Regions from separate parts of the Mus musculus genome. Here region 2 is linked to region 1. The links are chromatin loops, found by intact Hi-C in ENCODE. Cell type or tissue: gastrocnemius. All regions are shown on one strand. Each heading gives the region's core, and the rest is flanking DNA. Links, peaks and the distances in the headings are about the cores only.

Region 1 (8,395 bases), core at 287-8,286:
TCAAGACCAGCCTGGTCTACAGAGTGAGTTCCAGAACAGCCAGGGCTACACAGAGAAGCCCTGTTTCACACCCCCCCATATATATATATATATATATATGAATGAGAGTGTCGTGTACCCCACAGCTTGAGTTCCAGAACCCTGGCTATGGCTGGTGAGGGAATGAAGAAAGGATAGACACACAGACAGATGTATGGTGAAGCTGGGCTCAGATAGGGAGTGTGTAGTCTGATGGAATGGCATCTTCTACCTCTACCCCAGAACTGTAGCTGGCATTTGCTACTTTGTGGGATGCTTTTTGCTTCTATTATTCACCCCTTTTCTACCCTTTCAACCCCTCTAACACAGGAGAGAAAGAAGGATAGAGAGGAAAAGGGGTGATGTTATCCTTAGACGTCTTCCTGCTGACTAGGGGCGTCGAGTTCCTTGGGGGTGGTTTGATCTCTTCATCATCAGGATGTCTAATTTCTTCTTGTTTCCTTTTTGTGCACGACTGCTTAACAAACCTCAACCAACAGCAACCAACCACCATTCAACAACTCACCCCAACAACCAACCAACCAACCAAACAAACAAACAAACAACCACCAACCCACAGTGCCTCTCAGGGGCCCTAGCACTTATATACCCTCTGAAAAAATCCCCAGAATTTCAAATGCCACACAATCGCAGAACCTATCTGCCACTGGCAAAATCTCACCCCTGCTAGAGCATGAGGCAAATCACAGTCAGCTGCTGTGGACAGTCTGAGGCAGCCCCATAGTCCACACCTGGGATTAAAATGAAAACACATTCTTAAAATATGTCTGTGACTTTTTTTTGAAGAGACCAAAACTCCAAAGTTTTCACAATATAGAAAGCCAGCCTTTACTATTTTACCTAGTCTTGGTAGCAGTTCTCTATGGGAGCAGGAAGCTGCAGTCACTGGGTTTTGTAACTCTGGTACTCCTGGGGAAGGCGTTGCCATCCCTCTGGGTCTTAAGGCTTTGGCAATTTCTAGTGGGGCTGAGACATTAGATTCCTTGGCATGTTCACACCCATTCCAACAAAACGCATCCAGTCGGGACGCCACTCTTTCAGGGCTTGCTCTGTTCCACACAGATCTCATTATGCATTGTAAGTTGGCCTTGAATATGAAACTTTCCTGCCTCTCTCTCCTAAGTACTAGGATTATGGTCCACCACACCTGTCATCCCTTTTACCCTTATACATCCGTACCTGTTTAATTTTTTTTTTTTTTTGATACCAGGTCTCTCTGTATAGTACTGTCTTAGAACTCACTATGTTGGACCTAGCTGGCCTTGAACTCACTGAGAGATCTACCTGCCTCTGCCTACTGAGTGCTGGCAAGAAAGGTGTACACTACTATACCTCCCCACCACCCCCACCCCCGTTTAACTTATAAAGTGCAAGATCACAAGAGTTTGTCACCTGCCTCAACCACTTGCAATCACAAGTTCATGCAGAAGCTATGGGAGGAGAGGAGACCCTTGTGTCATTACTAGCAATCAGAGTAACCCTTCCATCAGCTGTGACGTTAGTCACTAAACCAGCATGCGGAATACGGAAAGTTTCTGCCTCCTAGGAACTAAGAACTCAGTCAGGTGCAGAATGGGTTGGGAGCTTACATTTCAAAATGCCCCTCTTCTCTTCCAAATATGGGAATTTTGTTGTTGTTGTTGTTGTTGTTGTTAAAGTTTTATTTAGTCAAATGTGGTTGTGCATGTCTTTAGTCCCAGCACTCTGGAGGCAGGGGTGGGAGGATATAGGTAGTTAGAGGCCAGCCTGATCTACATAGTGAGTTCCAGGACAGCCAGGTCTACACAGTGAGACTATATCTCAACACACACACACACACACACACACACACACACACACACACACACACAAACCACTCCAAGATTTTATTTTATTTTTAGTGTGTGAGACTATGTGTTGGTTTGTACACATCAGTGCAGTATTCATAGGAGCCAGAAGAGGGCGCTGGACCTGTTAGCCAGAACTATAGGCCACAGCCTATAGTTCTGGAAAGTGAATCCAGGTTCTCTTGAAGAGCTGGAAGGGCTCTTCAGCACTGAGCCATCACTTCAGCTACCCAAATGGGGAAGCTTTCAACCTCATCCATTTCCCTGGCCTAAACTGAAATGAAAAACATGTGTAAACCAGGTAAAGTGTTACCTGACTGTAATCCCAAAGCTAGGGGGTGGAGACAGGAGGATGGATCATAAATTCAAGGTTTTATGAGGCTGTATATTGAGTTCAAGGCCAGAGTAGGATAAATGATACCTTGTCTTTAGAGAAAAACAAAAACAAAAACAAACAAACAAACAAACAAAAAACAAAAAAACAACTACATGACTTAATCTCCGTTCTTGTGAGGAGAAGACAGGCAGCTCTCTGTGAGTCTGAGGCTAACCTGGTCTACAATAATAATGAGTTCCAGGCTGGCCAGGATTACACAGTGAGACCCTGTTTCAAAAACAAACACACAAACAAGCAAAAACAAGACAAAAACAAACAAATACTACAAAACGCCCTGTGTCTGAAACAGAGAACAGAGACAATGAAAGCCAAACATGTCAAGAAAGTCAGGACAAATGGCTGTGAAGTTACTAGCACACCAGTGTGCACTCTGACCTCGAGGCTCCCTTAGCCTCTCAAGTACTCATTACAGAGGCCATGCTGGCTGGCATCCTGGCTCTGCTCTGCTCTCTTCCCCACCCCCAGCTTCTCTGTCCCTGTCAACCCCACTGTTCCCCTGTGTGTTCCTCTTGGTCACCACTTTCTCTTGCTTTCTCACCCTCCCCCAGGTCCAAGTGCAGTCTGGGGGCCATGTTCAGCCTTCTGCTCTCTCTCTCCTCTGGGCTCTTCCAGATGCCTCTGGCTATAGCTGCCCTCATACCTACAATAAAGACCTTCCCTTAGACAAGCCTTGGGGCTGTCACTTCATCGATTTATTCGGGGCTCAGGTCACTTCTGTTCCAGGAAAGAAATCAGTTAACCTGTGTCAGTTAACTTTACTTTTTGTTCTAGTCTTTGATTCGTGGGTTATATGAGAGGAAATTATAGCCCCTCCCACCCCCCAGCTTTTATCCAAATTCTGAATAAGATTCTTTTTCTTTGCTGATTTGTCTGAACCTTCTTTGGAATGGAGAGACACTGAGGTGGCGGGTTTATTGGCTCATGTGCCCAGTAACACGGTTTAGATTCCAAATGAATTATGTCTTAGTGTTACCATTGCTGGGCTGAAACACCATAACCACAAGCAAGCTGGGGAGGAGAGGCCTTACTTGGTTTCCACAGTGTTGTCCATCATTGGAGGAAGTCAAACAGTAGGAACTCGGAGGCAGGAGCTGATGCAGAGGTCATGGAGGGATGCTGCTTACTGGCTTGTTCCCCATGGCTTGCTCAGCCTGTTTCTTATAGAATCCAGGACCACCAGGGATGGCAACATTAGGCTGGACCTTCCCCCATCAATCACTAACTAAGAAAATGCCCTATAGCCAGGTGGTGGTGGTGGTGGTGGTATGCACACAAGAGGCAGGCCAATCTCTGATTTTGAGGCCATTCTCAAACTATAGCGTGATTTCCAGGACAGCCAGGAGTACATGAAGAAACCCTGTTTTGAGACACACATACACACAACCCAGAAAAGAAAAGAAAAGAAAAGAAGAGAAGAGAAGAGAAGAGAAGAGAAGAGAAGAGAAGAGAAGAGAAAAGAAAAGAAAAGGAAAGAAGAAAGGAGAGAAAGAAAAATCCTCGACAGCTGGATGGATAAAGAGGCATTTTCTTAATCCCTCCTCTCAAATGATTTTAGCTTGTGTCAAGTTGACATAAAACCATTCAGTACAAATTCCATTTCCCAGGTTTTGAATGCGGGACTTCCCACCTCCGAGACCGGTGCTGCACCGCTGAGCCACATCCCAGCCCATAAATAGTATTTTTACAGGTATTGCTTGCTTAAAATAGTAGCCATCCTAAAAATACCCTGCCCTCCTCTGTCCTTCCTCTGTGTGGGAAGGGTGTAAATAAGACGTTTGGCAGCTGAACGGTTCTGGGGCGTTGGGAATAGGGTGAAAGGGCAATGAGGTTGCTTTGCTTTCAGAAACACTGGCTCGCCGAGGCCAGGCTAGCCCAACGCTGGCCCGCTTTCTATCTTGCCCAATCGCTTCCTCCTCCAGCCTGAGCAGAGTCCTCAGCCAGCCTTCCAAATGACCTATATGTGTCATTGTCTGGAGACCTCTTTAGGGAGTGGCCTGTCCCTGTCCTTGTTCAGTTGACTTCCCTGAGAGTTAAGCAGGAAAGAGGTCCTGGGAGCATTTCCAGATCTCAGAGCTGGAGCTGTCAGAGGAGAGAAAGATCCTCCAGGCTAGCTAACCTCTTTGTGTTTTGATGGCTCCCGCGGCTGCACAGTGGGTGTCAGAAGGCTTGCTGAAGCTGGGTTTTATTGCTGTTTTTCTTCTGGGTTGAGGTGCTCTTCTGGGGTTCTCCCAGACTAGTTTCTACATAAAGGGGAGGGGGACAGTTGGAGGAGGGCAAGATCACTCTCTTGCTTACATTGCTGGTGCCCTTTCTGCCCTAGGGCAAGGCCACACACGCCTCCCTTGCTTGTGAAGCCAAAATGCCTCAGTTCTGATAGGAGCGGCTATTTTTCTCCAGGGACAGCTGACCCTTACTCTGACCTCTGGCTCTCCTTTGGCCATGTCCAACCCCGGAAGCATCCTCGATTTCCTGTTCCCTCCCTCACCAAGGAGGAAAGGCCCTTGAAGCCCAGGCCCTCTGCGCAAGAGTCTTCCCTTTGTCCAGGGTCCCCTGCAGAGTTCAGCCCCAGTAACCTCCCGCAGCCCAGCCCCCTCCCACCGACCCCGGCTTGCAGACAGCTGTGGCCCTCTGCGGAAATGGCCCGAGACGGCAGCATGTGGACAGCAAATGGCGACTAGTGAGATCTGAGCACCGCAGGAGGGACCCTGGCTGAGGCAAGCTGCTCAGGTCACCTGTAGCTGGCGGGCTGCGGGCTGTTGCTGCCCTCTTGTGGTCGAGAGCAGAACCACAGGACTGCTGCCAATAAGAGAAAGCAAAGTATCCTTATTTTCAGATGATAGGATTCTATACATGAGACCTTAAAGACTCCACCAGAACTGTCTGAGAACTGATGAAGATAAACACTCCTAACAAAATAGCAGGACATAAAATTCATGTATACATGTCTTTAGGCTTCCTGTATATCAATAACAAACATGGCGAGGAAGAAACCAGGAAAATCAATCCCTCTTGCTCTTGTAAACTAAGCCTGAAGATCTGAATTCATTCCTCCAAACCAAGATAGTGGACGACCAGAACCAATTCAGGCAAGCTGTTCTCTGGCCTATACACATACACTGCCACAGGCATGTGCCCTTTTACACACCCCCCCCCCACACACACACACAAATGACGGATAGATAGATAGATGCAAAACTTTAAAACAGGGGAGGGGTGGAGAAATGGCTCAGCGGTTAACATCACTGGCTGCTCTTCCAGAGATCCTGAATTCAATTCCCAGCAACCACATGGTGGCTTACAACCATCTGTAACAGGATCCGACGCCCTCTTTGGGTGTGTCTGAAGACAGCTGCAGTGTACTCATATATATAATATTATTGTATATTATATATATACCTCTTTTTTAAAAAAACTTTGAAACTGTCTAAAACTTTAATACACCTTTGAGTAAACCTAAGGAACTGAATGTCTTCTATGATGGAAACTTTAAAATGAGAGAAACTGAGAGGGCTTGAGAGATGGCTCAAAGGTTAAAAGTACTGGCTCTTCTTCCCGAGGATCCAAGTTCAATTCCCAGCACCTACGTGGCAGCTCACAGCTGTCTATAATTCCAGTTCCTGAACTTCTGACACCCTCGCACAGACATGCATGCATGCAAAACTCCAATGTATGTAAAATAAAAATTAAAGAGAGAGAGAGAGAGAAGTTGAAGAAGTCAGAGGATGGAAAGACCTGTCATACCTCTGGATTGGAAGAATTAATACCGTGAGGGTCTTCTAAAAACCACCATGGATTCAGTGCAACCCCCATCCATCTCCGGAGATGTATTTTTGTTTTTGTTGGAGACAGTCTCTCTCTCTCTCTCTCTCTCTCTCTCTCTCTCTCTCTCTCTCTCTAGGTTTTTCAAGACAGGGTTTCTCTGTGTAGCCCTGGCTGTCCTGGAACTCACTCTGTAGACCAGGCTGGCCTCAAACTCAGAAATCTGCCTGACTCTGCCTCCCAAGTGCTGGGATTAAAGACATGTGCCACCATGGCCGGCTGGCTTCTGTTTCATAGCTATTTCAGACCCCACATGCATTAGCTTTCAATAATTCTGTTTGGGCTCTGTCCCATTTCTAAGTTTAGGGTAGCTCTGTATAGTTGTCTAGTCTTTTTTTTGGGGGGGGGAGTGCGGTTTTCAAGACAGGGTTTCTCTGTATAGCCCTGGCTGTCCTGGAGCTCATTTTGTAGTCCATGCTGGCCTCGAACTCAGAAATCTGCCTGCCTCTACCTCCCAAGTGCTGGGATTAAAGGCGTGCGCCACCACGCTCAGTTTATAGTTGTCTAGTCTTAAGTCCATTTTTGTAATATATCATTTTCTTTAAAAGTTTCCCATCCTTTCCCCACTTCTGGACACAGGAAATAGTATATTCTCTCTCTCTCTCTCTCTCTCTCTCTCTCTCTCTCTCTCTCTCTCTCTCTCTCTCTCTCTCTCTCTCTGACAGTGTGACACTATACAATCCTGGCAGCCATGTCTAGCCAGGCAACAGTGAATCCTTTTTAAAGTCTTTCCTCGTTTGTAGTAATTCATCTTGGTCTAAGGTTCCTAATCCAGAATCTATATTTACAGCATGGTCTCTGTCGACTCTCGATTTTGATGAAGTCACTGTGAATGCTGCCCACCATTGGAGATGACTTTCAGGGGAAGAGGCACGGGGTTGAAACAATGCTGACTGTCCTGGAATTCACTATGCAGACCAGGCTGGCCTTGAACTCAGAGATCTATCGGCATGCACCACCAAACCCAGGGTAAAAAGAGTCAGCCTAGGAGCTCCAGAAACAACTCAACAGGTAAGGGTCCTTGCTGCTGAGTCAGAAGAAAGGAGACAGCCTGCAAGTTCTCTGATGTCCTCAGACATGAACTCACATCCAAACACAATCCCAGCTTCCCACTCCTACAAACACAATAAACTTAAGCATGATAAAAAAAAAAATACTACTGGGCTGGAGAGATGGCTCAGCGGTTAAGAGCACTGACTGCTCTTCTGAAGGTCCTAAGTTCAAATCCCAGCAACCACATGGTGGCTCACAACCATCCGTAATGAGATCTGATGCCCTCTTCTGGGGTGTCTGAAGACAGCTACAGCGTACTTACATATAATAACTAAATAAATCTTTAAAAAAAATACTACTAAGTGGTGGCACATGCCTTTAATCCCAGCATTTGGGAGGCAGAAGCAGGTGGATTTCTGAGTTTGAGGCTAGCCTGGTCTACAGTGAGTTCCAGGACAGACAAGACTATACAGAAAAACCCTTTCTTGAAACACAAAAACAAAAACAAAAACAAAGCTACTAACATATTGAAAGAAAGGCTGGAGAGATGGCTCAGCAGTTAAGAGCACTGGCTGCTCTTCTGACGGTCCTGAGTTCAATTCCCAGCAACCACATGGTGGCTCACAACCACCTATAGGGGAAACTGATGCCCTCTTCAGGCAGGCTGGTGTATATGCAGCAGAACTCTCATACATTCAATTAAAAACAAAAACAAAAAACAAAAATCACCAAAGGAACATTGACTGCTCTTCTGACGGTCCTGAGTTCAAGTCCCAGAAGCCACATGGTGGCTCACAACCATCTACAGCTACAATGTACTCATATACATAAAATAAAATAAATAAATCTTTTAAAAACCATGTTAAAAGAGAATTTAAATACATACATGATACAATTCAACAAGTTAAGACTAGCTACCTACATACCGTTAGACTACAAAAGTTTTGTCTGCCATAAGGTTTAGGCAAACTTTATTACCACTTGGGATTTATTTTGTAAGATTTATTTTTGTTTGTTGGACAGTAATACCCCACCAGGAAGCTTGGTAAGATAGAACAGGTTGAGACTCAGTGGGCACACACCCGAGACTTAGGCTATTCCCCACTCCTGTCAGATTCCTGGCCTGGAACCTTATGTCATACTCCTCACATAAGGAAACGAGACCTGTGGTAATGTAGTCCTAGATCAGAGTTCTCCGTGCTAATGAGTTACCTAGAGGCCTGGAGGGCTTAGCTTAGCCAATAAGCTTTACTTCCCAGACATTCTCCAGAACGTATTTCATCTACAGAAGGTGTTTAATCTCAGGTCCACCCCGAGAAGT
Region 2 (8,395 bases), core at 396-8,395, 280 kb before region 1:
TATTTAGGTGAGTTTATGTGTAGCCTGCGTGTAGTGAGCTAGAGATGCCAGAGGGTATTGGATCCCCTGGAGCTGAGTTACAGGCAGTGGCAAGCCGCCTGATGTGTGTGCTGGGAACTGAACCTGGTGCCTCTGGAAGAACAACAAGTTCTCTTAACCTTGGAGCCATCTCTCCAGCAAGCATGTACATACACACACTCACACACTCACTCGAGTGTTCTCGCACACTCACACACAGATGTGTGCACACACACATTGGTGAATATACTCATACACAGGCACGCACAAGCACATGTGCATATACACACACAAACACACTTGCACACACACCACACATGCACATACACACATTCACATACACAGCAAGTTTCTTAAAAAGTCCATAGTGACTCTGTATGGGAGTCTCATAACTAAAAGTATGGACCACAAACATTTTTGGCAATAGCACAAGTGCTTTGAATATACAATGACCACAACTCAAGTCAAACAGGAAGGAACCTGAAGTTTTTCTGGTAGAGTTTTTCTGTGTTGCTTTGTATGTGACCTCAATGCAGCCTTGGTTCTGAACTCGTAATAAGGGCATTTCACCTTGTGATGTCTTCCTACTGTGCAAAACCTGGGACACTGCCCGAGACACCTCAGCTCCCATTCAAGGCTTGCATATAATGATATATATAATCATATAACTGCAATGTCCTGACTATACACATAGTTTTCCTTCACAGAAGTATAATCATTTCCTTATGGAAGACAAAAACCTGTTAAAATCTTTCTCCTGTTATTCTCTACTAAGGATTGGATTATCATAGTAGTACATCTGGAGGCTGCAGTTGTTAAGAGCCTTCTTCTTCTTCTCGAGGACCTGTCAGTTCCCAGCACCCAGATTTCGGCTCATAACCATCTGGAACACCAGTCCCAGGACATTAAACTCCAATTCTTGGTGGACACCAACATACATGCAGGTGACACAGACATACACATAAAATAATTTTTAAAGTATATTTAGAACATCATTGTATTAGATTTTTTTTAAATTGCCATTGAGTTGTTGATTTGAGTTTCATAAAATGAACCTGGTCCTGGGATTATGACAGAATTTCCAAGAATTTCTGCAGTGAGCCGAGCACTTCTGCTCCTTCAGACTACCTATTTATTTTAAGTGGTTGTTCTCAGCATTGCCAGCATGAAGCCCACAACATGGACTAACTCTGAAAAACATTTTAGATACCATATTTTTAGGTATCAAATATTCAGCCATGATTTAATTCTTTACATAAAACTAACAAAGCATGCCCATGTCAATATTATTGAAATTTGCTTCCAACTTTAATAGATGGTAATATTACATAACTGTCTTAGTCAGGGTTTCTATTCCTGCACAAACATCATGACCAAGAAGCAAGTTGGGGAGGAAAGGGTTTATTCAGCTTACACTTCCACACTGATGTTCATCACCAAAGGAAGTCAGGACTGGAACTCAAAGAGGTCAGGAAGCAGGATCTGATGCAGAGACCATGGAGGGATGTTCTTTACTGGCTTGCTCAGCCTGCTCTCTTATAGAACCCAAGACTACCAGCCCAGAGATGGTCCCACCCACAAGGGGTCCTTTCCCCTTGACCACTAATTGAGAAAATGCCTTACAGCTGGATCTCATGGAGTCATTTCCTCAACTGAAGCTCCTTTCTCTGTGATAACTCCAGTCTGTGTCAAATTGACACAAAACTAGCCAGTACAATTGACCCCTTGTCAGCTTGACACACAAACACATCACTAGTAAGCCTCAACCCTTCCTTTCTTTTTCATCCCCATATCTAAATAACTTTAAAAGTCCCACAGTCTTTGCAAATTCTTAAAATTTCAATCTCTTTAAAATATCTAATCTCTTTTAAAAATCAAGTCTATATACAATTAAAAGTCTCTTAACTGTGGGCTCCACTAAAATACTTCCTTCAAGAGGGAAAAATATCAGGGTACAGTCACAATCAAAAGCAAAATCAAACTCCAACCATCCAATGTCTGGGATCCAACTCACAATCTTCTGGGCTCCTCCAAGGGCTTGGGTCATTTCTCCAGCCCTGTCCTTTGTAGCACACACCGTGTTGTCTAAGCTCCAATTGTGTGTACTCCACTGCTGCTGCTGTTCTTGGTACTGGCATCTCCAAAATGCTGCTGTCTTCCACTGTAACTTGGCTTCAACAATAGCCTCTCATAGGCTCTCTTCATGGTGCCAAGCCTCAACTCCTTTGTATGACCCCTTCAGTCCTGGGCCATCATTTACAACTGAGCTGCACCTTCACCAATGGCCTTCCATGACTCTCACAGTGCCAAACTTCAGCTGCTCTTCATGATACCTTCATACCTTCAAAACCAGTACCACCTGGGTAACATTACCAAATCCAGCCACAGCACAAGGTACAACCTTGGCTACCTATGGAACACAGCCTCTGTGTTCTCAGAAAACACTTCCAGAAGATTTCACCTCAGTGATACTGGTCTCTTTTTAATCACTGCTAATTTCTTAGCTCCAGCATCAACAGTCCTGGTAATGCAAAGTTTTTGCTTTAGTAGTTCTGGTATCTTGTTAATCACAGCTGATTCTTCAGCCTTAGCTAACCAGAACCACAGAATCTTCACAATCAAAATAGCAATGGCCCTGATAAGAGTCTTAATCTTCCCTCTGAAATTTCACAAACCAGGCCTCCATCTTCTGCACTATCTTCCAAGCTCAGGCCTCCATCTTCTGCAGTATCTTCCAAGCTCCTACACAACATTCAACAGAGCTCTTAACATCGAATGGATCTTCCGGCCCAAAGTTCCAAAGTCCTTCCACAGTCCTCCCCAAAACATGGTCAGGTTGTCACAGGATTATCCCACTATGCTGGTACCAATTTGTCTTAGTCAGGGTTTCTATTCCTGCACAAACATCATGACCAAGAAGCAAGTTGGGGAGCAAAGGGTTTACTCAGCTTACATTTCCACATTGCTGTTCATCACCAAAGGAAGTTAGGACTGGAACTCAAGCAAGCCAGTAAGGAACATCCCTCCATGGCCTCTGTATCAGCTCCTGCTTCCTGACCCGCTTGAGTTCCAGTTCTGACCTCCTTTGGTGACAAACATCAGTGTGTAAATGTAAGCTGAATAAACTCTTTCCTCCCCAACTTGCTTCTTGGTCATGATGTTTGTGCAGGAAGAGAAACCCTGACTAAGACAATAACTATTTATGATTTATTATCAATATTTGACTTGTAAGTCTAATTTATATCCATGTAACACTATAGGTAATATAAAACTGACATTCTTTTTTGTTTGTTTGTTTGTTTGTTTTTGAGACAGGTTTTCTCTGTATAGTCCTGGCTGTCCTGGAACTCACTCTGTAGACCAGGCTGGCCTCGAACTCAGAAATCTACCTGCCTCTGCCTCCCAAGTGCGCCACCACCACCCGGCAAACCTGTCATTCTTTAAAAAGAGTTAGGGATGGAAAAGTTTAAACCCTGAACTCAAACTGCACATTGGAGTGGTCTGTTAGGCCCTGTATACATACCCAGTCCAAATGCTATGTTTTCACACAACTCTTTTTTTTTTTAAAGATTTATTTTATTATTATATGTAAGTACACTGTAGCTGTCTTCAGACACACCAGAAGAGGGCATCAGATCTCATTACAGATGGTTGTGAGCCACCATGTGGTTGCTGGGATTCGAACTCAGGAACTTTGGAAGGGCAGTCAGTGCTCTTAACCACTAAGCCATCTCTCCAGCCCTTCACACAATTCTTATTTAATAATAAATATTGAAGGGCTTATTTATATTAATGCTAAATCTGTTAGGGGTTTTGTTTTTGTTCTTTTAAAATGTATATGGATGCTTGCCTGTATGCCTGGTGCCCATGGAAGCCATTGGATCTCCCTGAACTGGAGTAACAGTTGTAAGCTGCCATAGGGGTGCTGAAGATTAAACTTGAGCCCTCTCGACGAGGGTGCTCTTAATCCCTGAGCCCTGTTTTTAGCCCTATGGCTTGGGTTTAAATAAAAACTATTATTTAATCTCTAGTCCAGGCAGGACTCAAATTTCCAGGCTTGATGTGGAACTTATGATTTTCCAGGGGCCATCTGAATGTGGGGATTGCAAGAATGCCTCGCCGCACACCAGCTCATGGATAGACCAACACTTTGCATGTGTTATGCAAGCATTCTGTCAACTGAGCTATGTCACAAGCAGTGAGTAGATCTTTATGTGTTTATTTGAGACAAAGTTTCTCTATGTAGCCCTGGCTATCCTGGAACTCACTGTTAACCAAGCCTGGTTTACTCACCCTGTAGACTCTGGCCTCTAACAAAGAGATCCACCTGTCTCTACCTCCTAAGGGCTGGGATTAAAGGCATGCCTCCCACGCAATGCTTTTATTTATTTATTTTATTTTATTACATTTTATTTTTGGTTTTGAGTGCTGAGTAAATTATGTAAACTGTTTACCGGGGTCTTAACCTGGTACGTGTCTGTAATCTTTTTTTTTTTAAGGTTTATTTATTTATTTTATGTGAATACACTGTCGTTGTCTTCAGACAGACCAGGAGAGGGCATGCGTGGGATACCATTAAGGAGGGATGTGAGCTACTTTGTGGTTACAGGCAGTGCTCTTAACCACTGAGCCATCTCTCCGGTCCCTTGTCCATAATCTTAACACTTAGCAGATGGAGGCAGGAAACTCAGGAGTTCAAACCTTTTGTTTGTAAACAAACAAACAACTCAACTGTTTTACTAAAACAACCGCTGAAGAAGTATAAATAATTCTGATTAAAGTCTGATACAAAAATCCCTAGTCGGGTGGTGGTGGAGCACATCTTTAATCCCAGCACTCGGGAGGCAGAGGCAGGAGGATGTCTGTGAGTTCAAGGCAGCTGGTCTATGAAGTCAGTTTCAAGACGGCCACATCTACACAGAGAAATCCTGTCTCGAAAAAGAGAAAAAAAAAAAAAGGAAGGAAGAAAAGAAACAAAGGAAGGAAGGAAGGAAGGAAGGAAGGAAGGAAGGAAGGAAGGAAGGAAGAGAAAAGGAGGGAGGGAGGGAAGGAGGGAGGGAATCCCTAAAGCTCTCTCAAGTCTCTGAAGTATTTTGTCCTTGCCAAGCAGTCACGAGTCAGTTTAAAAAAAAAAAAAAAAAAAGAGTCGCTCTGCGCATGCGCCTGGGAAAGGGCGGAGCCAAGGCAGAACTTCCGCGGGCACAGTTCTCGATCTATTGGTTGAGAAGGCTACGGCCCCTTGGTCACCAAGCCGGAACCGGAAGCGGGGTTTATAAAGTAAAGGAAGCTGGACCTCCCAGGGTTTTCGTCTCAGGTTTGCTCCGCCGCCACTTTGAACCCAGATTCGAAGCTGTCCCCTGGCCGGACTTTGCCTTCGCCATGGCGCTCAGCGATGCAGATGTACAGAAGCAGGTGAGGGCCAGGTTGGGTGTAGCGCAGCCGCAGTGCCGTCCGGAGGACAGTGTTGACGTTTGCTTTGCAGAGCAGGGTCTTCGGGTGGCCTGCGTTCATCGGGCGAGCCTGGCGGACCGCCGACACTCGGGCGCGGGTAGTGTGTGCCGGGATGGTTCGCAGACCCAGGGGAGTGAGAGGGCCTTGCACCGCATCTCACGTGACTGCTGGTCTCCTGCTTCCACTTGCCTGTCACAGAGCCCGCAGCTGACTGCCTCCCATCTCGCCAGCCCCCCTTTTTCTGGCGTTTCCACGCTTAATCCGGAAGAGTTTTGTGCAGAGGTTAAAAGTATTTTGTTTTTGTTTTCCCTGAAGCGCTATTTCACTATAGTACAGGAAAGAGACTGAGGGGAAAGAGCAGCTTGCGTTTCGTTTTGAGGATCTTCGTTATTTAAATCGGGGTTATTCATCTCCAGACGTAATCATGAACCTAAGGTGCACATTAATATTTGTCGAATGAGAAAGCCTTTTTATTTTACTTATTTATTTACTTATTTATTTTTATTTATATGAGTACACTGTCTTCAGACACACACCAGAAGAGGAATTGAACTCAGGACCTCTGGAAGAGCAGTCAGTGCTCTTAACCGCTGAGCCATCTCTCCAACCCGAGAAAGCCTCTTCTGATTGCACTCACAAGCCACAGAAATGAGTTAGAGTTTATGGAAAATAGTACTTAAATCATGAGTTCAGGTCAGGGTCTCCTGAAGCCCAGGCTGGTGTACAATCGTTTTAACTGAGAATGGGCTTGGCCTCTTGATTTTCTCTCTCTTTCTATTTCTTTCTCGATCTCTAATATACATTGGTGATTTGACTTGCTTGTATGTCTGAGTTGAGGGTGTCAGATCCTCTGGAGCAAGAGTTACAATTAAATGTGAGCTGCCATGTGGATGCCTGGAATTGAACCCTGGGCCCTTTGGAAGGTCAGCCAGTGCTCTTAATGGTAACCACTGAGCCCCCCCCCCCCTTTTGTTTGTTTGGTTTTGTTTTTCCAAGACAGTGTTTCTCTATGTAACTCTAGAACTTGTTCTGTAGAGTAGGCTGGCTTCTGACTCAACGAGATCCTCCTTCCTCTGCCTCCCGAGTGCTGGGATTACAAACACCACTACGACCCAGTGCTCTCTTGCTCCTTACGCCATTTCTCTTGAGTGCCGAGATGCCCAGTGTTTTGTACATAACCTGCATAAGGTTGTATTTTTTAAGTGCATATAATCATTTTTGGGGAAATTTATTTAAAATATTAAATGTACATTGAAGTTTTTAAATATTAGGACTATTATAATTGTAGTTGTGTGTAGTCCTAGATGGTTCAGAAGTAGTCTGAGTCATGATTTCAGGCCAGCAGCGCTTCAGAACCTGACTTTAGGCTCTAAATTCAATCAAACTGAAGGGACATAAAGCCCAGCCTGGGGATAAGGGAGACACAAGGTGCTGACAGTGCCACAGGGGAAAGTGCTTGTGCTGTTGACAGATAGCAGGTCTCCTGGGCTGCATTTAGTAGTCATTGCCAGTGGGCTTTATTGTCTCTTTTCTTTCTTTCTTTCTTTCTTTCTTTCTTTCTTTCTTTCTTTCTTTCCTTCCTTCCTTCCTTCCTTCCTTCCTTCCTTCCTTCCTTCCTTCCTTCCTTTTGACGTGTTTTATCCCTTGGTATTTTGAAGTACACTCTTGCTCTGTAGTGCTGGCTAGCCTGGTAATGTGTAGCAAGCACACTTAGTCTCCTGCCTCAGCCTCCCAAGTGCTAGGACTACAGCTCCTCACCCACACTGCGTGTGAGTTTTCAGAAAAGGAAATTAAAAGCTTCAGTTTAATGTCTAGAGAACTAAGTCTATTGTTTCCTCTCTGAGAACTAGGAAAATCCTCTGACTAAAGCACACTTGTGAATCTTCCTAAATTGAACAGTGGTTTTTTGTCTTCGATGTTCCATCTTTTTGGCAAAAATATTTTTCCTTTTTATTTTTAACCAAATATGCATTAAGAATAATAGGGTGGTTCTTCTTCCTTGTGCGAGTGGGTGGAGAAGAAGGGAGATGTGGTAATTACGGAAGGGAAGTCGGGGTAACGTCCATGGTGAGGGTTAGGAAACTACAACATTTTCACAGAACCCGGGGCTTAGGAGCATTAATCACTGCCCGGGGTTTTAGCCTAGGAAAAACTTGGTGCACTGGAAACAAGCAGTGCCCTCACATGCTCTTAGCTTAGCAGTCACAACCCAGGTCCTCCCCTCCCCCAATCCCCAGTTCCCTTCTCTTTGTTAGAATGTGGGAGGCCAAGTCCTCCACAGGAGAACTATAGTGCAGGAACAGGGGAGTGTGTTTATCAGGTTCTAGAAAATTCTTTTCTTATGTGTGTGTGTATGTATATGTGTGTGTGTGTGTATGTATATATATATAAAATGAAAGTAATGATGGAATCTTGTTTACAGCCTGTACCCCCTCCTGTGAGAATAGAGGCCTTTTGGCTGTTGTTTGAGGGTCATATTTTGTCCTGTGGTGGTAGGGCTTTGACAGGTCTTGGTGAACAAGTGGACAGGTGGTCTGCCAGTGAGTAACACCACAGAGCCAAGGACAGTGTGGTTTTTTTAGTATATTCTTAGAATATAGTCCAAGTGCCAAGCATATAGTAGGTGCTTAAGAAATCCCAGATTCCCCTTTTCCCTGTCATTTGTAATGTCCCCGGACCCCCCAACTTAATGTCTGTCTGGTTCAGGACAGTGGGGCTGGGCTCAGGTCCTCCACTTGGTGGGCAAGCTCTGAGCCATAAACTCCCTTCCCTTCACTCAACATTTGCTTTTTGTTTTTTATTCTTAATCTACAGAGTATGGTCATTTATTATATCAGATTTTCTAAGGGACCAGACTCCAGAAAACTTTATTAGTGGGATAGCAGAGAGGAGAAAAAGCATTTTAAAGGTCTGTTTTTCTTGTCCC

The links. A loop is a pair of places that touch in the nucleus more often than their neighbours do. Peaks named below come from ENCODE experiments on the same cell type or tissue, not always from the same donor. Only the 100,000 strongest peaks of a DNase experiment are listed, where the experiment ranks them.
Region 2: it touches region 1 in a loop (4-fold over the local background); 6 of 42 quality-filtered maps call a loop at or near these places.

The regions. Positions count from the first base shown.
Region 1 is chr6:120,535,856-120,544,250 of GRCm38, reverse strand. No RefSeq gene overlaps it. Among named protein-coding and RNA genes, the nearest start is that of Hdhd5, 8.8 kb to the right of the region's middle. In gastrocnemius, for the core only: CTCF peaks have their summits at 2,002 (motif pointing right), 5,030 (motif pointing left) and 7,739 (motif pointing left); DNase peaks (open chromatin) are centred at 4,221 and 4,951; H3K4me3 peaks cover 804 bases; H3K27ac peaks cover 3,176 bases.
Region 2 is chr6:120,819,623-120,828,017 of GRCm38, reverse strand. It overlaps Atp6v1e1 (ATPase, H+ transporting, lysosomal V1 subunit E1), which reads left to right and starts at 5,320. Exons shown (of 9, transcript NM_007510.3): 1 at 5,320-5,430. The coding sequence starts at 5,398. Gm38889 (a long non-coding RNA gene) reads left to right here. Exons shown (of 3, transcript XR_869411.3): 2 at 794-962; 3 at 4,102-4,210. In gastrocnemius, for the core only: a CTCF peak has its summit at 4,560 (motif pointing right); DNase peaks (open chromatin) are centred at 4,624, 5,241 and 7,684; H3K4me3 peaks cover 3,277 bases; H3K27ac peaks cover 2,353 bases.